2 separate regions of the Homo sapiens genome follow, and region 1 is linked to region 2. A link is an interaction called in ENCODE POLR2A ChIA-PET data of the cell type or tissue named here. Cell type or tissue: Panc1. All regions are shown on one strand. Links, peaks and the distances in the headings refer to the core of each region. The heading gives the core; the rest is flanking DNA. Region 1 overlaps NFKBIB (NFKB inhibitor beta). Region 2 holds the start of LOC124904711 (a long non-coding RNA gene).

Region 1 (8,377 bases), core at 131-8,130, 170 kb before region 2:
AGCGGCATCTAGAGAATGGAGGGGACCTCCAGAAGCGGGTGGCAGAGAAGGCCAGTGACAAAGAGACGGCCCAGTTCCAGGCAGAGGAGAAGGGGGTGCGGGTGCTGGGCGGGGACCGCAGCCTGTGGCAGGGGGCCGAGAGAGGCGGAGGAGAGAGGCGCGAGGACTTGCCCCACCACCACCACCACCACCACCAGCCAGAGGCTGAGCCCAGGCAGGAGAAGGAGGAGGCTTCGGAGAGGGAGGTGAGTAGGGGGATGAAGGAGGAACACCAACACAGTTTGGAGGCAGGGTTGATGATGGTCAGTGGAGTCACAACTCACAGCCACCGGTGTTGGCCCTGCACCACCAGATCCATCACTAGTGGATCACAGTGGCCAAGACTGACACCACGACTGGCTAACAACTTCCGTGCAAGGCCTTTACCTTATACTTCCACACTACTGTATGGACTACAGCAACCAAGATGGCACCATTGCACAGAAGCAAGCCACCATCACTAGCAAGTTGGCCACTGTGAAAAGTGGCTGCTGTGCCTACTTCACTAGGTGACAGACAGACACCATTGCTGGGTCATGGAAAACAAGATGTCACCATGATTGGTGGCACCAAAAGTGCCGTAACAGGGTGGGCATGGTGGCTCACACCTGTAATCCTAGGGAGGGTTAATCCTTTCAGAGGCCAAGGTGGGAGAATCCCTTGAGGCCAGGAGTTTGAGACCAGCGTGGGCAACATAGTGAAACCGTGACTCTACAAATAATTTAAAAAATTAGCCAGCAATGGTGGCGCACGCCTGTGGTCCCAGCTCTCAGGAGGCTGAGGTGGTGGGATTGCTTGAACCCGGGAGTTTGAGGCTGCATTGAGTCATGATTGTGCCACAGCAGTCCCGCCTGGGCCACAGAGCAAAACCATCTTAAAAAAAAAAAAAAAAAATGGCTGGGCATGGTGGTTCGTGCCTGTAATCCCAGCACTTTGGGAGGCTGAGGCGGGAGGATTACCTGAGGTCAGGAGTTCGAGACCAGCCTGGCCAACATGGTGAAACCCTGTCTCTACTAAAAATACAAAAAATCAGCCAGGCATGGTGTTGCATGCCTGTAATCCCAGCTACTCGGGAGGCTGAAGCAGGAGAATCACTTGAACTCGGGAGGTGGAGGTTACAGTGAGCCGAGATCGTGCCACTGTACCCCAGCCTGGGTGACAGAGCGAGACTCCATCTTAAAAATAAAAATAAAGCGCCATCACGAGGTGCTCATCCCAGGCACCTTTGCCAGTGCCAAGCTACTGCTGTTGGCTGTGGTCGCGTTAGCCAGCACCACTCTTCCGGGGTTATGGCAATCAGCATGGTCACCATCGCGGTCCACGACGATCAGAACGACCGCTGCTGGATGCCACTATGAGAACCGACATGGCCCACAATCACAGTGACCGAGGTGGCCTGCCTTTGAAGGTGGGTGCTGACTACCCCGTTTCTGACCCCACCAGGAAAAGGAGGTGGAGCAGCTGGAGCACTTGAGAGACGAACTGAAGAAGGTGACAGAGACGCTGGGGGAGCAGCTCAGGAGGGAGGGCTGACCCCTACCTCAGTCCCTCCTTCCTCCTGACACACCCTGTGGCTTAGGACTGTTGACCCCGAAGCCTCCACCTCACCTAGCACCCCACGCCACCCCTACCCAAACAGGGGAGGAGGCGGACGTGCCTTGGAACCACACCCAAGGAGGTGAGTCTGAGCTGGGCCGGGGGCTGGGCTCAGCCCTGACACAGGAAGCACCCCCACACCTATGCACTCCCACTCCAACCCTTCTGAGTGAATAAAGCACAAAGAAACGCACCCTGCCTCCGTGAGCAGCACTTGATGTGACAGGGATGGGCCCCAGAAGGACCCGGAGGACTGGGAAGACAAGATCAGTCTGGTCTCTGGTTGTCAGAACTAGGGTTTTGTTTATTAAACTGGAAATTATATTAACAATGAAACAAATCACACGGGGCGGGGGTCGTCAGGAAGAGGTTTTGAGGCTGGGGTGGGAGGCAGCCGGGTTTGGCTGCGGCTGCTGTGAACCACAATGTCGTCGTATTCATCCTGGGGGCAAAGGGGACCAGGCAGAGGGGCTCAGGCGGCTGTCACTTTGCCCACCACCCATGTCCTCATAGAGCACCCTAAGAATTAGGTCTCGCCTCAAAGCCCAAGTTCCCCTGCTCCTGGCTCAACCTCCCAGTTTCCTAGCTCTCAGAACTCCATTTTCTTTTCTTTCTTTTTTTTTTTTTTTTTTTTAAGATGGAGTCTCGCTCTGTTGCCCAGGCTGGAATGCAGTGGCGTGATCTAGGTTCACTGCAACCTCCACCTCCCAGGTTCAAGCAATTCTCCTACCTCAGCCTCCCAAGTAGCTGGGATTATAGGCATGCGCCACCACGCCCAGCTAATTTTTGTATTTTTAGTAGAGACAGGGTCTTGCCATGTTGGCCAGGCTGGTCTCGAACTCCTGACCTCGTGATCTGCCTGCCTCGGCCTCCCAAAGTGCTGGGATTACAGGCGTGAGCCACCGCACCTGGCCAGAACTCCATTTTCAAGGTCATTTCTACAGACCAATTTCTAGCCAGCCGCCACTCCAGAGTTTCGGCAACTGAGCTGGCCCTCCTCCACCCCTTCCCTCTGCCTTTACCCAAATTCCTCCGCACCCATCATCCAGCACCGCGCCTTGCCCAAGGACGGATCTGTATTGCTGGGTTCTCTGACTATATCTCTCCCCACCGCTGGCTCGGGTCCTGCCCCAGCACTGCCGGTGTTCAAATCACTGCCACCCAAGGTTTTCTTTTCGCAGTGTGAGTTCTCCAATTCTTGCTGCCTAAAATCACCCCCAGCGCTACCACCCACCCCCGCTGTGTTCACCAATCACTGCGACCAACGCCTTTTCTCCACCCCTGCCTGAGTTCTACCTTTGCCACTGCCTTAGTTTTTCAGCCACTTCTGCCCAAGCTCTTCCCACCACCCCTGTCCAGGTCTCTCCTGACTAGTGCCCCGTGTCACTGGCGCTGCTGCCTGAGTTCTCTAACAGCAGCCCAAGGTCGGTGCCTAATTATCTTCTTGGGCTTCTTGCCTGCCGGTCTATCCTGACCCCCCAGCTGGGCTGCCCTGTCTCTCCTCCTGACTCACGCCCTCGTCTCCGCTGTCGCTGTCGCTACTGCTGCTGCAGGGGCCGGATTTCTCGTCCTCGCCCTCGGGCTCAGGGGCTCCGTGTGCACGGAGGAGGCGGGCGAGGATGGGGTTGGGCCGGAGCATGGCACTGCCGAGTGGGGTGCGGCCACCGTACATGCGGGCAGCAGGGTTCGCGCCTGCCCTCAGGAGAAGCTCCAGCACATCGGCTGCCTGGGCCTCCACTGCCAAATGAAGGGGGCTCCGGCCGCACGTGGGCTCCTGTGGGGGTGCAACAGAAAGGTCAGAGGGCCCGAAGAGGGGACAAGCCCCCTCCCGCCGACGGCATCTTCCCCGAGGTTGGGGCTCACCGGTTTGTCAAGGTCAGCTCCAGCATCTCGGAGCAGCCGGACCATCTCCACATCTTTGTGGATAACGGCCACGTGGAGTGGGGTGTGGCCTGGGGACAGAGTGATTGGCGTCAGATGATGAGGTGAGGGCCCCCCCCACCCCACCGTGCTTTGATCCTGGGGGAGGGTCATGTGGCGTGAGGGTGATTAGGTTTGGGGGCTGGTTCCTGAATTCTTGGGTATGGCAAAGAGGTACCTGGGTACCAAATGCCTATCTCAGATGGCCTGAGCTTGCTGGCAAGTGCTAGTGCCTGAGTTGTTTGAAGCCTGGGGCCCGCGGGTAAACAGCCTGGGGTCTGTGGACAGGGAGCCTGGATTTTGGGGCCAGGAGGAGACCCAAGTCTCTGCTCTTATCACTCAAAGGACCTGAGCTGGCACGCTATTTCACACCTGTAATCCCAGCACTTTGGGAGGCCAAAGCAAGAGGATCACTTGAGCTCAGGAGTTCAAGAAGCTGCCTGGGCAACATGGCAAGACGTCTCTACTAAAAATAAAAAATAAAGGCCAGGCACAGTGGCTCACGCCTGTAATCCCAGCACTTTGGGAGGCTGAGGCGGGTGGATCACGAGGTCAGGAGATCGAGACCATCCTGGCTAACATGGTGAAACCCCATCTCTACTAAAAATACAAAAAATTAGCTGGGCATGGTGGCGGGCGCCTGTAGTCCCAGCTACTCGGGAGGCTGAGGCAGGAGAATGGTGTGAACCCAGGAGGCGGAGCTTGCAGTGAGCTGAGATGGCGCCACTGCACTCCAGCCTGGGCAACAGAGTGAGACTCCATGTCAAAAAAAAAAAAAAAAAAAAACCTTAAATTAAGGTTCCTGCCCAGGCACGGTGGCTCACACCTGTAATCCCAGCACTTTGGGAGGCCATGGCGGGCAGATCACCTAAGGCCAGGCCAGGAGTTCAAGACCAGCCTGGTCAACATGGTAAAACCCCGTCTCTACTAAAAATACAAAAATAAGCTGGGCATGGTAGCATGTGCCTGTAATCCCTGTAATCCCAGCTACTCGGGAGGCTGAGGCAGGAGAATCACCTGAACCTGGGAGGTGGAGGTTGCAGTGAGCCAAGATCACGCCACTGAACTCCAACCTGGCAACAGAGTGAGACTGTCTCAAAAAAAAAAAAAAAAAAAAAAAAGGTACCAAGTAGCTGAAAAGCCTGTGACCTGGGGGCGAGAGGCAGGCCCTGAACACTGGGTCCTGAATGACGTCAGTCCATCTGAGGAGGGGTCTGGTCTCAGGTGGCTGGGCTTATAGGCAGGGGAGCAGAAACTTGGATGTCAGGGCTGTGGGCAGATGAGCCCTTCTTCCCATGAGGCTGAGGAGGGCTGTCTCTGAACCCTGCTGCCCATTGCTGGGAGCCTGGGGTGCCAGAGTTTCACAGAGGGCCTGAGCTCTGCATTCCCCGGTCCTGGGTAGGGTAGGGGTCTGCAATACACTCTGCAGGTGGGGAGCCCGGGGGCCCGACAACTGGATCCTGGCAGCTCTGGGTCTGTGGGTGACAGGTCTGCATCCCAAGTGACCTGGGGCCTCCAGGTGGGGGTCCTGGGTCCTACATATCCAATTCTCAATCATCTGGGCCCTGAGTGGAGGTCCCTGGTCCCGATGTGTGGGCTCCTGAAGCCTAGGCATGATTTCCCAAGGAGCTCAGTCTCAAATCAGGGAAGCTGAGCCCAGGGCCAGGTGCTCTCGCCTAGCCCAGGAGCTGAGTCCTTCCCTGGTGACGACCCTCACCCTCGTAGTTTTCAGCCTCCAGCTGCAGCTTCCAGTCCTCCTCACTCTCCTCTTCTTCCTTCTCCAAGTCGGAATCGGGGTACAAGGCGACAGGGGTATGGTTGGTGTCGGGAGTACGGTCAGGGCCCTGAGCGAGGTAGGTGTCGGGGGCTTCCCTGGGGCGCCGGGGGCGGGGCTGAAGCAGGGCACGGGCACAGGCGTGTGCCCCCACACGGCAGGCCAGGTGCAGCGCCGTGTGGCCCCTACGCTCCGCCACACACAGCCCGGCGCCTGCTGCGTACAGCTTCTCCACCGTGGATGTCTCCCCCAGGATGGCTGCCAGGTGCAGGGCTGTCTGCAGAAGCAGAGGACAGGCGGTAGGGAGTCACACTGGGAACCCTGGACCCCAAGCCCTACACCATCCCTCGTGGCTCACCTGGCCTAGGTCATTCTGCAGGTCCATGTACTCAGTGCCGGCCGAGAAGCCTAGAAGAAAATCCAGGAAGGGTTCATGCTGATGAATCACAGCCAAGTGCAGTGCCCTGGGGACAAAGACCGGGGTGAGAGGGCAAAGTTCAAGTCCTCTTGCATTCCTTCATTGAACAAACATGGGGCGCCTACTGTATGCTAGGCCTTGTGACCACAGTTCTGGAACCCCCTGTCAGCTATCTGGGAGGTCAGAGGTCAGAGTTTCATCAGCAAATTCGTGGAATCAATGTTTATTCAGTGGGATTTCCACTTCTGCCCAAAATGAAGTAACATGGACCAGAATTCACTCCCACGTGAAACAAACAAACAAACAAACAAGAGTCAGACGAAATACGGTATATGAAGCAACAGTGTTGAAGACACTGGACATCGTGCAATGAATCACAGTGACCCCTGAAAGACAGGAAACACGAGGTGGGCCCCACACTTGACTGCCACAGCTTATTGTCTTGAGAGAGTTTCAAAGCCACGGTGCAGAGAGGGGAATCCAAGCAGAGCGCATCAGGTTGTCTGAGGTCAGGAGATGGATATGGAGGAAGAGTCTGTGGAGGCCAGCGTGGCTAGAGTCACAGGACAGAGTACAAAACAGAGTTGCCAAAGGAGAGATTGCTGGGGAACTGCAGGAGGTTCTCTTGTGTATTCCGGAGAATACGGATCAGCCATGCCTGTGAGTCTGTGGGGATGGGAAAACCATCCAAAAGGATTTCAGAAAAGTGCTCGTTACTCACACAGGGCCAGGAATAGTGAGTGTTCCCACCAGCCAGGCTGGAAAAACATCATCACAGGCTATCGGGTGGGATACTCAGGAAGGTCTTGCCTCAATAGTGGGGAATAATTAACTGTAGATGGGGCACTGCTCAACACCCACCTAACAAATCATAAAAGCAAAACTGGAAAGACTCAAACTACTTCCGAGTAATTTAACTCCATCCCAGAATAATATTCAAGAATATTTATTTATTTATTTATTTATTTATTTATTTTAATTTTTATTTTTTGAGAGAGAGTCTTGCCCTGTCGCCCAGGCTGGAGCGCAGTGACACGATCGTGGCTCACTGCAACCTCCACCTCCTGGGTTCAAGCGATTCTTCTGCCTCAGCCTCCCGAGTAGCCGGAACCACAGGTGCGTGCCACCACACCTGGCTAATTTTTGCAGTTTTTAGTACAGACAGGGTTTCACCATGTTGGCCAGGCTGATCTTGAACTCCTGACCTCGTGATCCACCCGCCTTGGCCTCCCAAAGTGCTGGGATTACAGGTGTGAGCCACGGCGCCCGGCCTCAAGAATATTTATAGGAATACAGAATTCTCCAGACTAACAAGGCAAAATTCACAATGTCTGGCACCTAACCAAAGATTATCAGGCATGTAAAGAAGCAGGAAAACATGATCCATAATAGGAACCATCAGTGAATTGAAACTGACCCAGAAATGACAGAGATGTTAGAATTTGCAAACAAGAATATTAAAACAGTTCATTATGCTGGGCACGGTGGCCCACACCTGTAATCCTGGCACTTTGGGAGGCCAAGGCGGGCAGATCACTTGAGGTCAGGAGTTTGAGACCAACCTGGCCAACACGATGAGACCCTGTCTCTACAAAAAATACAAAAAAAATTTAGCCAGGCATGGTGGCATGCGCCTGTAATCCCACCTACACAGGAGGCTGAGGCAGGACAATCATTTGAACCTGAGAAATGGAGGTTGCAGTGAGCTGAGATCGTGCCACTGCACTCCAGCCTGGGCAACAGAGTGAGACTCCGTCTCAAATAATAATAATAAAATAAAATAAATTTCTTTTACTCTATGTGAAATGGCATAATATCACTTTAAGGTAGCCCATGATAACCTAAAGTTGTAAACTATCAACCCTACAGCAGGAGTCAGCAAACTTTTTCTGTAAGGAGCCAGATAACTATTTTAGTCTTTGTAGGTCATATGGTTTCTCTTTTTGGTTTTGTTTTTCTTTTTCTTTTTTTGTTTGTTTGTTTTGTTTTTTTGAGATGGAGTCTCGTTCTGCTGCCCAGGCTGGAGTGCAGTGGCGTGATCTCAGCTCACTGCAACCTCCGCCTCCCGGGTTCAAGCGATTCTCCTGCCTCTCAAGTAGCTGGGATTACAGGCGCTCGCCACCACTGCCAGCTAACTTTTTGTATTTTTAGTAGAGACAAGGTTTCACCATGTTAGCCAGGATGGTCTCGATCTCCTGACCTTGTGATCTGTCCGCCTTGGCTCCCAAAGTGCTGGGATTACAGGCATGAGCCACTGAGCCCAGCAGCCATACAGTTTCTTTTGACTACTCGACTCTGCTGTGTCAGTGCAAAAGCAGCCACTGACAATATGTAAATGAGTGAGCTTGCTTGCGTTCCAAAAGAACTTTATTTATGGAGCTTGAAATATGAATTTCATACACTTTCACTTGCCATATAATATTATTATTCTTTTGATTTTTAGAAACTGTTTAAAAATGTAAAGACCATTCTTAGCTCACAACCATACAAAAGCCATATAATATTATTATTCTTTTGATTTTTAGAAACTGTTTAAAAATGTAAAGACCATTCTTAGCTCACAACCATACAAAAGCAGATGGCTGGCTAGATTTTGCCTGGAGGCCATAGTTTGCCAACCCCCACCTTAA
Region 2 (8,235 bases), core at 236-8,235:
GAGCCACTGTGCTCAGCTGTACCTTCAAATCTTAAACCCCTCTCTCCATCAATATTTCACACAAAACATTCCTGGAGACCCCCAGTCACTCATAATTCTTAAGGATCCTGAAATCTCATATATCAGGCCCTGGATTCACCAAATCTGGGATTTATCCCCTCGGGTGAGCTGTATATCTTAGATTGTCTCTCCTGGTCCATTGAGAAATCTAAAGCACCCCCAAAATATTGGGGGTCACCCTGGGACCCTCAAATCTTTGCCTTTTCCCCATTCTGAGGCTCTGAAATTCCTGACAAGCCCCCATAGGGATGATCCCCCAAAGCGGACATCTACCAGAGGTTCAAGGTTTCAGACAGCACCAGGACTCTCAGAATTCTAACACAGCTCTCCCATGCCCCCCACCAAACCGAAGTCCTGGTCACCCCAAGGACCACAGGCCCAATCTCCAAGGGCTTCTGTATGTGCCACAGTTCCCCCCGTCAAGAGTCTGAATTTTTTTTTTTTTTTTGAGATGGAGTTTCACTCTTGTTGCCCAGGCTACAGTGCAATGGCGTGATCTTGGCTCACTGCAACCTTCGCCTCCCGAGTTCAAGCGATTCTCCTGCCTCAGCCTCCCGAGTAGCTGGGATTACAGGCATGTGCCACCACGCCCAGCTAATTTTTGTATTTTTAGTAGAGACGGGGTTTCACCGTATTGGCCAGGCTGGTCTCAAACTCCTGACCTCAGGTGATCCACTTGCCTCGGCTTCCCAAAGCGCTGGGATTACAGGCGTGAGCCACCATGCCTGGCCAAGAGTCTGAAATTGTTTTAGCTGGGTGTGGTGGTGTGCACCTGTGGGCCCAGCTCCTCGGGAGGCTGAGGTGGGAGGAGGATCGCTTGAACCCGGGAGTTTGAGGCTACAGTGAGATGAGATCACGCCACTGCACTCCGGCCTGGGCCACAGGGTGACCCTGGAAAAAGTCTCAAAACTTCAGGAATTTCCCCTGGGGATTCCACACCCTGAGACACAGGCCCCTGCAGATCCCAGGGCAGGGGTGCCTGAGACGCTTGTACTTGCCTCAACCCTCACCCCAGATCTGCCCCCACAGGCTCCACGGCTCCTATGAGGTGATGCGGGGCGGCCACATGAATGAGGCTTTTGTGGATTTCACAGGCGGCGTGGGCGAGGTGCTCTATCTGAGACAAAACAGCATGGGGCTGTTCTCTGCCCTGCGCCATGCCCTGGCCAAGGAGTCCCTCGTGGGCGCCACTGCCCTGGTAAGAGACCTGGACTCGCATGCGGAACCCCCACCAGGACCAGAGCACAGTCAGGGGTGTGGTGGGGTGGGCGGAGTGCTTCCTCTGTTCTCTGCTTCCGTTACTGGCTTAGGCTCGCTCATAAATCTAACTAGTCAAAAATAAATTCATTTGCTCTCATGAATCAGGGGCTTCAGGCACAGCTGGATCCAGATGCTGAGGGTGTTGCAACTATGTTTATTTCTCATTCTGTGTTAGTGTCACTCTCAGCCAGGCTCTCCCCTCATGGGCATAAAAGGATCCCCCATAGCTGCAGGTATCTCCTACCACCCTAGGGTTTATTTAAAAAAAAAAAAAAAAAGTGCCTCTTTCTGAGAATTTCAGTAAAAGTCCCAGGATTGATTCTCGTGGGCTTAGCTTGGGTCATGTGTTCATCTGTGACCCCATGACACACTCATTCATTCACTGAGTTGGTCTAACTCCTTCACTCATTCATTTACTTAAATCCTCTGAGTTACTGCTTCTCTTTTTCTTTTGTGTCTGTTTCTCTCTTCTGTATCTTTCTTTGTCTCTGTCTCTGTCTCTCTACTCTTTCCATCTTTTTTTTTTTTTTTTTTTTTTTTGAGACGGAATCTTGCTCTGTCACCCAGGCTGGAGTGCAGTGGCACGACCTTGGCTCACTGTAACCTCTGTCACCCAAGTTCAAGCAATTCTCCTGCTTTGCCTCCCGAGTAGCTGGGACTACAGGCGCCCGCCACCATGCCCAGCTAGTTTTTTGTATTTTTAGTAGAGATGGGGTTTCACTGTGTTAGCCAGGATGGTCTCAATCTCCTGACCTTGTGATCTGCCCGCCTCGGCCTCCCAAAGTGCTGGGATTACAGGTGTGAGCCACCACAACAGGCCTCTTTCCATCTATTTTGTTTGTTTTTGTTTTTGGAGGCAGGGTCTCATCTCACTCTGTCACCCAGGCCAGAGTGCAGTAGTGTCATCATAGCTCACTATAGCCTTGACCTCTGGGCTCAAGGGATCCTCCTGCCTCAGCCTCCAGAGTAGCTGGGACCACTGGTGTGCACCACCACGCCTGTTGAATTTTTAAAATTTTTGTAGACTTGGGGTCTTGCTATGTTGCCCAGGCTGGTCTTGGACTCCTGGCCTCAAGTAGTCCTTCCACCTCGACCTCCCTAAGTGCTGGGATTACAGGCGTGAGCCCGTACCTCCATCTCCTTTTGTCTCGTTTCCATCTCCCTTCCTCTCCTTTTCTCTTTCGCCTTCAGTCACTAACCCTGACATGGTCTCTGAGCTGCGTGCCATTCAGTTCAGTGCTCTGGTTGGCTCCTGCCTTGGTGGCAGGAGGTTGGGGGCAGGGAGGAGCAGCTGCCCTCCTGTCCCCTACCTTGGCCTCACCATCCCATCCCCTGCCCAGAGTGATCGGGGTGAGTACCGCACAGAAGAGGGCCTGGTAAAGGGACACGCGTATTCCATCACGGGCACACACAAGGTAAGTGTCCCCCATGGGTGGGGTGGCAGGCCATGTCCAGGCATCACCCCCACTGACGATGCTGCCCCAGGTGTTCCTGGGCTTCACCAAGGTGCGGCTGCTGCGGCTGCGGAACCCATGGGGCTGCGTGGAGTGGACGGGGGCCTGGAGCGACAGGTGGGATGGGTCTGGGGTGGGTGTGGGGCTGGACCCCACCTGCCCGCCCCTCACACCACAGTCTCTCCAGCTGCCCACGCTGGGACACACTCCCCACCGAGTGCCGCGATGCCCTGCTGGTGAAAAAGGAGGATGGCGAGTTCTGGTCAGTTCGTCAGGGTCCCAGCTCTGCCTCTGGGAGGGTCTCTGCCAAGGGGTTCAGGGAGGGCGAGCCCCAGTTGAAGGATGGGTCCTAATAGGGAGAAACTGTGTACATCGGTGGTAATTTTGGGGCCAGGTTCTATTTTGGGAAATCAAGGAAGAATTGGTAGTAATATTAGAGAACCTCTGATTGGAGTGGGTTTAAAAAAGTAGTAATATGAGGGGAATTTGAAGGCCTAGTTATCTGTGGAGGATTGAAAGGGATGGGCAGTATTTAGGGCAATGGAGGAAGGCTTGGTGATATTTGGGGCATTTCTTGAGATTTGGCAATGTTGAGGGGCTGAAGGGTACTTGTTGGTAATTTAGAGTCTGAGGGTCTTGCTATTTGGGGGTTGGTGGCAATTTAACGATATTTGGGGGCAGCTTGTGAATCTTGGCGATTTGTGGGGCATGTCTGAGGACTTGGAGGAATTTGGCAGAGCTAGAGGCCCAGGCATTTGGGGTTCATTTCTGGAGCCTGAAGGGTATTTGACAATATTTAAGAAATGTGAGGGGCTTTGGGATCTGGGAGTCATTTCCGGGATCTTGGGACCCCCTCGAGGTGGGGCCGGGCAGGGTCTGACTGGGCCACCGTGCAGGATGGAGCTGCGGGACTTCCTCCTCCATTTCGACACCGTGCAGATCTGCTCGCTGAGCCCGGAGGTGCTGGGCCCCAGCCCGGAGGGGGGCGGCTGGCACGTCCACACCTTCCAAGGCCGCTGGGTGCGTGGCTTCAACTCCGGCGGGAGCCAGCCTAATGCTGGTGAGGCCTGAGGGGCCCTGAGAGGCTTCCTGGGGTGGGGGGCGCTGTGGCCGGCTAGGAAACCCCCTTTTTTCCTCCTCCCTTAGAAACCTTCTGGACCAATCCTCAGTTCCGTTTAACGCTGCTGGAGCCTGATGAGGAGGATGACGAGGATGAGGAAGGGCCCTGGGGGGGCTGGGGGGCTGCAGGGGCACGGGGCCCAGCGCGGGGGGGCCGCACGCCCAAGTGCACGGTCCTTCTGTCCCTCATCCAGCGCAACCGGCGGCGCCTGAGAGCCAAGGGCCTCACTTACCTCACCGTTGGCTTCCACGTGTTCCAGGTGAGGTCCTGGGCAAAGCTGAGGCTGGAGGGAACCCGGAGGGTGGAGGGGCGGGGCCGGGCCAAGGAGCGGGGGAGGCATGGAGGGGCGGGGCCAGTGGGAAGAGGGGAGGTGTGGAGGGCGGGGCCAAGGGGGAAGAGGGGGAGTGGTGGAGGGGTGGGACTGAAGAGGATCGGGGAGGAGGGGAGGAGTGGAGGAGCAGGGCCAAGAGGGGGCGGCGCTGGGAGGGGAGTAGGGGGCTAGTAGGGCTGGGGGGCCAGGTCTCAGAGGGGAGAGGGAGCTAAGGGAATGAGAGGGAGGGGCTCAGGGACAGACAGAGGGACGAGGTTAGGGACAGAGAGAGGCTGGGGGTTAGAAGGGCCAGAGGGGACCAAGGATACAGAGAAGGCGCTGGGAGCGCAGATGGGGAAGGAAGAGTTGGGGAGGGGTCGGCGAGGGCCTGGGTCGGGGACTGCGGGGCAAAGGTTCAATAAGGGTCTAATAGGACGAAGAAGGAGGGAGAGAGCACAGAGGTGAGAAGGGGCAGGGAGGAGACCCTGAGCGGCGGCCACCTCTCCCCTGCCCCGACGCCCCTTGCTCTTGCTTCTTTCAGATTCCAGAGGAGGTGAGTCTGGGATGGGGTCAACCGGCCCTGGGGCTTGGTCAACCTGCCCTGGGGCTTGGTCAACCTGCCCTGGGGCTTGGTCAAACTGCCCTGGGGGTGGGGGGGCAGAGCCGGGTCCGGGGGCAGGGGAGGCGTGGACAGGGGTTAGGCAGGGTGGACGGGGCGCGCTGGAGGGTGCGGGGATGAAGGGCCGGGGGTGAGCCTGGTCCGTGGTCATGCCGCCCCGTCCCCAGCTGCTGGGCCTCTGGGATTCCCCGCGCAGCCATGCGCTCCTGCCCCGGCTGCTGCGCGCCGACCGCTCGCCCCTCAGCGCCCGCCGCGACGTGACCCGCCGCTGCTGCCTGCGTCCAGGCCACTACCTGGTGGTGCCGAGCACCGCCCACGCCGGCGACGAGGCTGACTTCACTCTGCGTGTCTTCTCCGAGCGCCGCCACACGGCCGTGTGAGCCCCGGGCACCCAAATCCGACCCCATCCCTGCCTAGACAGGCCCCGAGACCCCCGAGACCCCCGAGACCCCCGAGACCCCCGAGACCCCCGAGACCTGACCTGCCCCGCCCCCAGAACCCCTGCCCCGCCCCGCCCCGCCCCCAGAACCCCCGCCCCGCCCCGCCCCCAGAACCCCCGCCCCGCCCCGCCCCGCCCCCAGAACCCCCGCCCCGCCCCGCCCCGCCCCGCCCCGCCCGCAGAACCACCGCCCCGCCCCGCCCCGCCCCCAGAACCCCCGCCCCGCCCCCAGAACCCCCGCCCCGCCCCGCCCCCAGAACCCCCGCCCCGCCCCGCCCCCAGAACCCCCGCCCCGCCCCCAGAACCCCCGCCCCGCCCCCAGAACCCCCGCCCCGCCCCCAGAACCCCCGCCCCGCCCCCAGAACCCCCGCCCCGCGAGGATGAGCCCAGGGCTCCACGGTCCCTACCTAGACCCCACGCGATTCCTCACCTGAGACCCCGTCCCACACAGCCCCAGCTGGGGCAAACAGCCCCCTCCCCACTTCCCATCTGTAATTTGCAGGGAGATCGACGACGTGATCAGCGCAGACCTGCAGTCTCTCCAGGTGGGGACTGTTCCTGGAGGGGCGGCATGGGGCGGGGATCTTGGCCAGCGCTAAACTTCCGCCATGCGGCAGGGCCCCTACCTGCCCCTGGAGCTGGGGTTGGAGCAGCTGTTTCAGGAGCTGGCTGGAGAGGTGAGGAGGGGGATTGGACTGAGGGGGTATCCCGCTGCGGCCTCCCCTTGGGGACCCCCCTTCCCCCACCCCAGCATCTCAGGTGTCTCATTTTGCTTGCTTTTTCCTCCCTCCGGGCTTAAATCTCCTGACCTTTTCTTGAAATGCTCACAGCTCCTCCCTGCCTCAGGGCCTTGGGCTCAGTCCATACCCTCTCCCAGGACCACCCTCTCCCTCCTGACACCTCCAGCCAGGCTCAGGTCTCATCTAAGGTGCCCAGCCCTGGAAGCTCTCCCTGACCACCCCCCTGCCCCAGGCCGGTCTGCTGGCCCCCCACCAGCAACCACAGCCCAGTGCTTCCCCCGTCACAGCCCTGGCCCTGTGGGGACAGGTCTGTCTCCCCCACTCCTGGAGCTAGGGCTCTGAGGCTCTGTCAGCCCCTGCCGTGTCCCTAGCACAGGGCTTGGCCCAGAGCAGCTGGATGAGTAAATGGCCTCACAAGCCCTCTTTCCTGGACTAGGAGGAAGAACTCAATGCCTCTCAGCTCCAGGCCTTACTAAGCATTGCCCTGGAGCCTGGTGAGTTGGCTGGGATAGGGGCAGGAGGAGGGGTCTTAGCCAGGGGTCCTGCAACCAGAGCCGGTGCCACCCTATGTCTATGAACCCACCGCGCTGCTGGGAGTTGGGCTCAGGAAGCCAGGGCTCAGCCTGGCAGCATCTCCCTGCAGGGGATCTTGTGTGGGCCCCGTGACCTGGGCCACGGCTGCTCGCAAGCTCCCCTTCCGCTGAAAGGCAAGGCTGCCTTGAGCACAGACTGGGCACCCCCTGCCTGGATTTGAATCCCAGCTCTGCTAGGCGCAGCAGTCACTGGCTCCCTGTGCCTCGGCTTCTATAATATGGGACTGACAACATCACCTGCTTAAGGGAGTCACATCCACCCAGCCCTTAAAGTGGTGGCCAGAATGCAGGAAGTGCTGTGGTTTGACTTTGTTTTTCCTGTAGCCAGGGCCCATACCTCCACCCCCAGAGAGATCGGGCTCAGGACCTGTGAGCAGCTGCTGCAGTGTTTCGGGGTACATGGGGGGCAGTGCCTGGGTGAGGGAGGGAGTGGGGAAGGGGACGTTGGGGTCTCTCCTCCCCTTCTGGAGAGATTGACCTTAACCAGATGCCCCCGACCCCCAACACAGCATGGGCAAAGCCTGGCCTTACACCACTTCCAGCAGCTCTGGGGCTACCTCCTGGAGTGGCAGGTGAGGTGGGAGACTGGGCCTCTTCCCAGAAAGAGAGAAACCTTTACTAACAGAGACATAGGCACCCTGTGGGCTATCAGGTCCCCAGGGAACGAGGGGGTACTGGACTAGGCTGACTTGGAGAGATCTGGCTGGGATATCCCTGCCCCCACCCAGCCTCAGCTTGTCCTCTGGGTCATTGCTCTTATTCCCATTTTACAGATTGGGAAACAGAAGTCCCAAGTGGCTAGGCTGCTTGCTGGGGGTCCACACCAGAAGAAAGGGAGTTGGGATGGGCACCAGGCTGTCTTGCCTGGGAGGCCCCATTGGCAGCCCTCTTCAGGGCATGGAGGGCAGCCCTGACTCATCCTTCCTGCCCAGGCCATATTTAACAAGTTCGATGAGGACACCTCTGGAACCATGAACTCCTACGAGCTGAGGCTGGCACTGAATGCAGCAGGTGTGGACAGGGTCCTGGGGTGGTCGTGGGGACAGGACCTGTTCTCTCCCATCCCATTGTCTCCAAGTCCCCCTGCTCAGCTGTGGCCGTCTGCACTGTGGCCATCCACAGGCCCACACCTTAGCTTGTTGCCAGTCCCTGGCAGGGGTTGGGTGACCCTGAAAGAGGCCAAATAAGGAAGGAGAAGGGCAAGGGGCGTGTGTGGGGTGGGGAGGACATGAAAGGGGGATGTGCCTGGTAGGGGTTCTGGGGCAGGGAGAGGCCCCTCCAGGAAGGGGAAGATTAGGAGCTGGTATCTGAGAGGGTCTGGCCCCCAGGGCAGCATGGTAGAATGTTCTGGATTCTGGTGCACCGGGGTTGGAATCCTCACTCTACTGACTCCAGGAGGGGCCCTGGGCACTTGACTTCATCTCTTTGAGCCTCCATTTTCCTCTCTAAAATGGCCAGGGCCTGGTGTGGTGGCTCACACCTATGGTCCCAGCTACTCAGGAGGCTGAGGCTTGAGGATGGCTTGAGCCCGGGAGGCTGAGGCTGCAGTGAGCCGTGATTGTGCCTGGGTGACAGAGCAAGAGCCTGCCTCTCAAAAAAAAAAAAAAAAAGCTAGTACACAGGGTGGTGAGGAGTCGTCC

What was found. ChIA-PET counts read pairs that join two places held together with the same protein. Peaks named below come from ENCODE experiments on the same cell type or tissue, not always from the same donor. Only the 100,000 strongest peaks of a DNase experiment are listed, where the experiment ranks them.
Region 1: POLR2A ChIA-PET joins it to region 2 with 17 read pairs; 6 of 35 experiments call an interaction of 5 or more read pairs at or near these places.

What each region holds. Positions count from the first base shown.
Region 1 is chr19:38,902,431-38,910,807 of GRCh38, reverse strand. It overlaps NFKBIB (NFKB inhibitor beta), which reads right to left. Exons shown (of 6, transcript NM_002503.5): 2 at 5,688-5,793; 3 at 5,273-5,606; 4 at 3,499-3,587; 5 at 3,149-3,409; 6 at 1,919-2,077. The coding sequence ends at 1,976. CCER2 (coiled-coil glutamate rich protein 2) reads left to right here. Exons shown (of 5, transcript NM_001243212.2): 4 at 1-245; 5 at 1,483-1,828. The coding sequence ends at 1,572. Among named protein-coding and RNA genes, the nearest start is that of CCER2, 5.6 kb to the left of the region's middle. In Panc1, for the core only: no CTCF peak of the experiment used is centred there; no DNase peak of the experiment used is centred there.
Region 2 is chr19:38,733,074-38,741,308 of GRCh38, reverse strand. It overlaps CAPN12 (calpain 12), which reads left to right. Exons shown (of 21, transcript NM_144691.4): 5 at 1,090-1,258; 6 at 2,661-2,735; 7 at 2,806-2,891; 8 at 2,962-3,036; 9 at 3,671-3,834; 10 at 3,921-4,153; 11 at 4,746-4,757; 12 at 4,991-5,199; 13 at 5,765-5,807; 14 at 5,880-5,939; 15 at 6,439-6,496; 16 at 6,920-6,990; 17 at 7,105-7,167; 18 at 7,528-7,606. It overlaps LOC124904711 (a long non-coding RNA gene), which reads right to left and starts at 5,082. Exons shown (of 2, transcript XR_007067251.1): 1 at 4,127-5,082; 2 at 1,455-3,965. RefSeq lists enhancers at 3,626-3,685, 7,112-7,161 and silencers at 4,106-4,155, 4,903-5,052. In Panc1, for the core only: no CTCF peak of the experiment used is centred there; DNase peaks (open chromatin) are centred at 6,798 and 7,558; H3K4me3 peaks cover 2,609 bases; H3K27ac peaks cover 2,923 bases.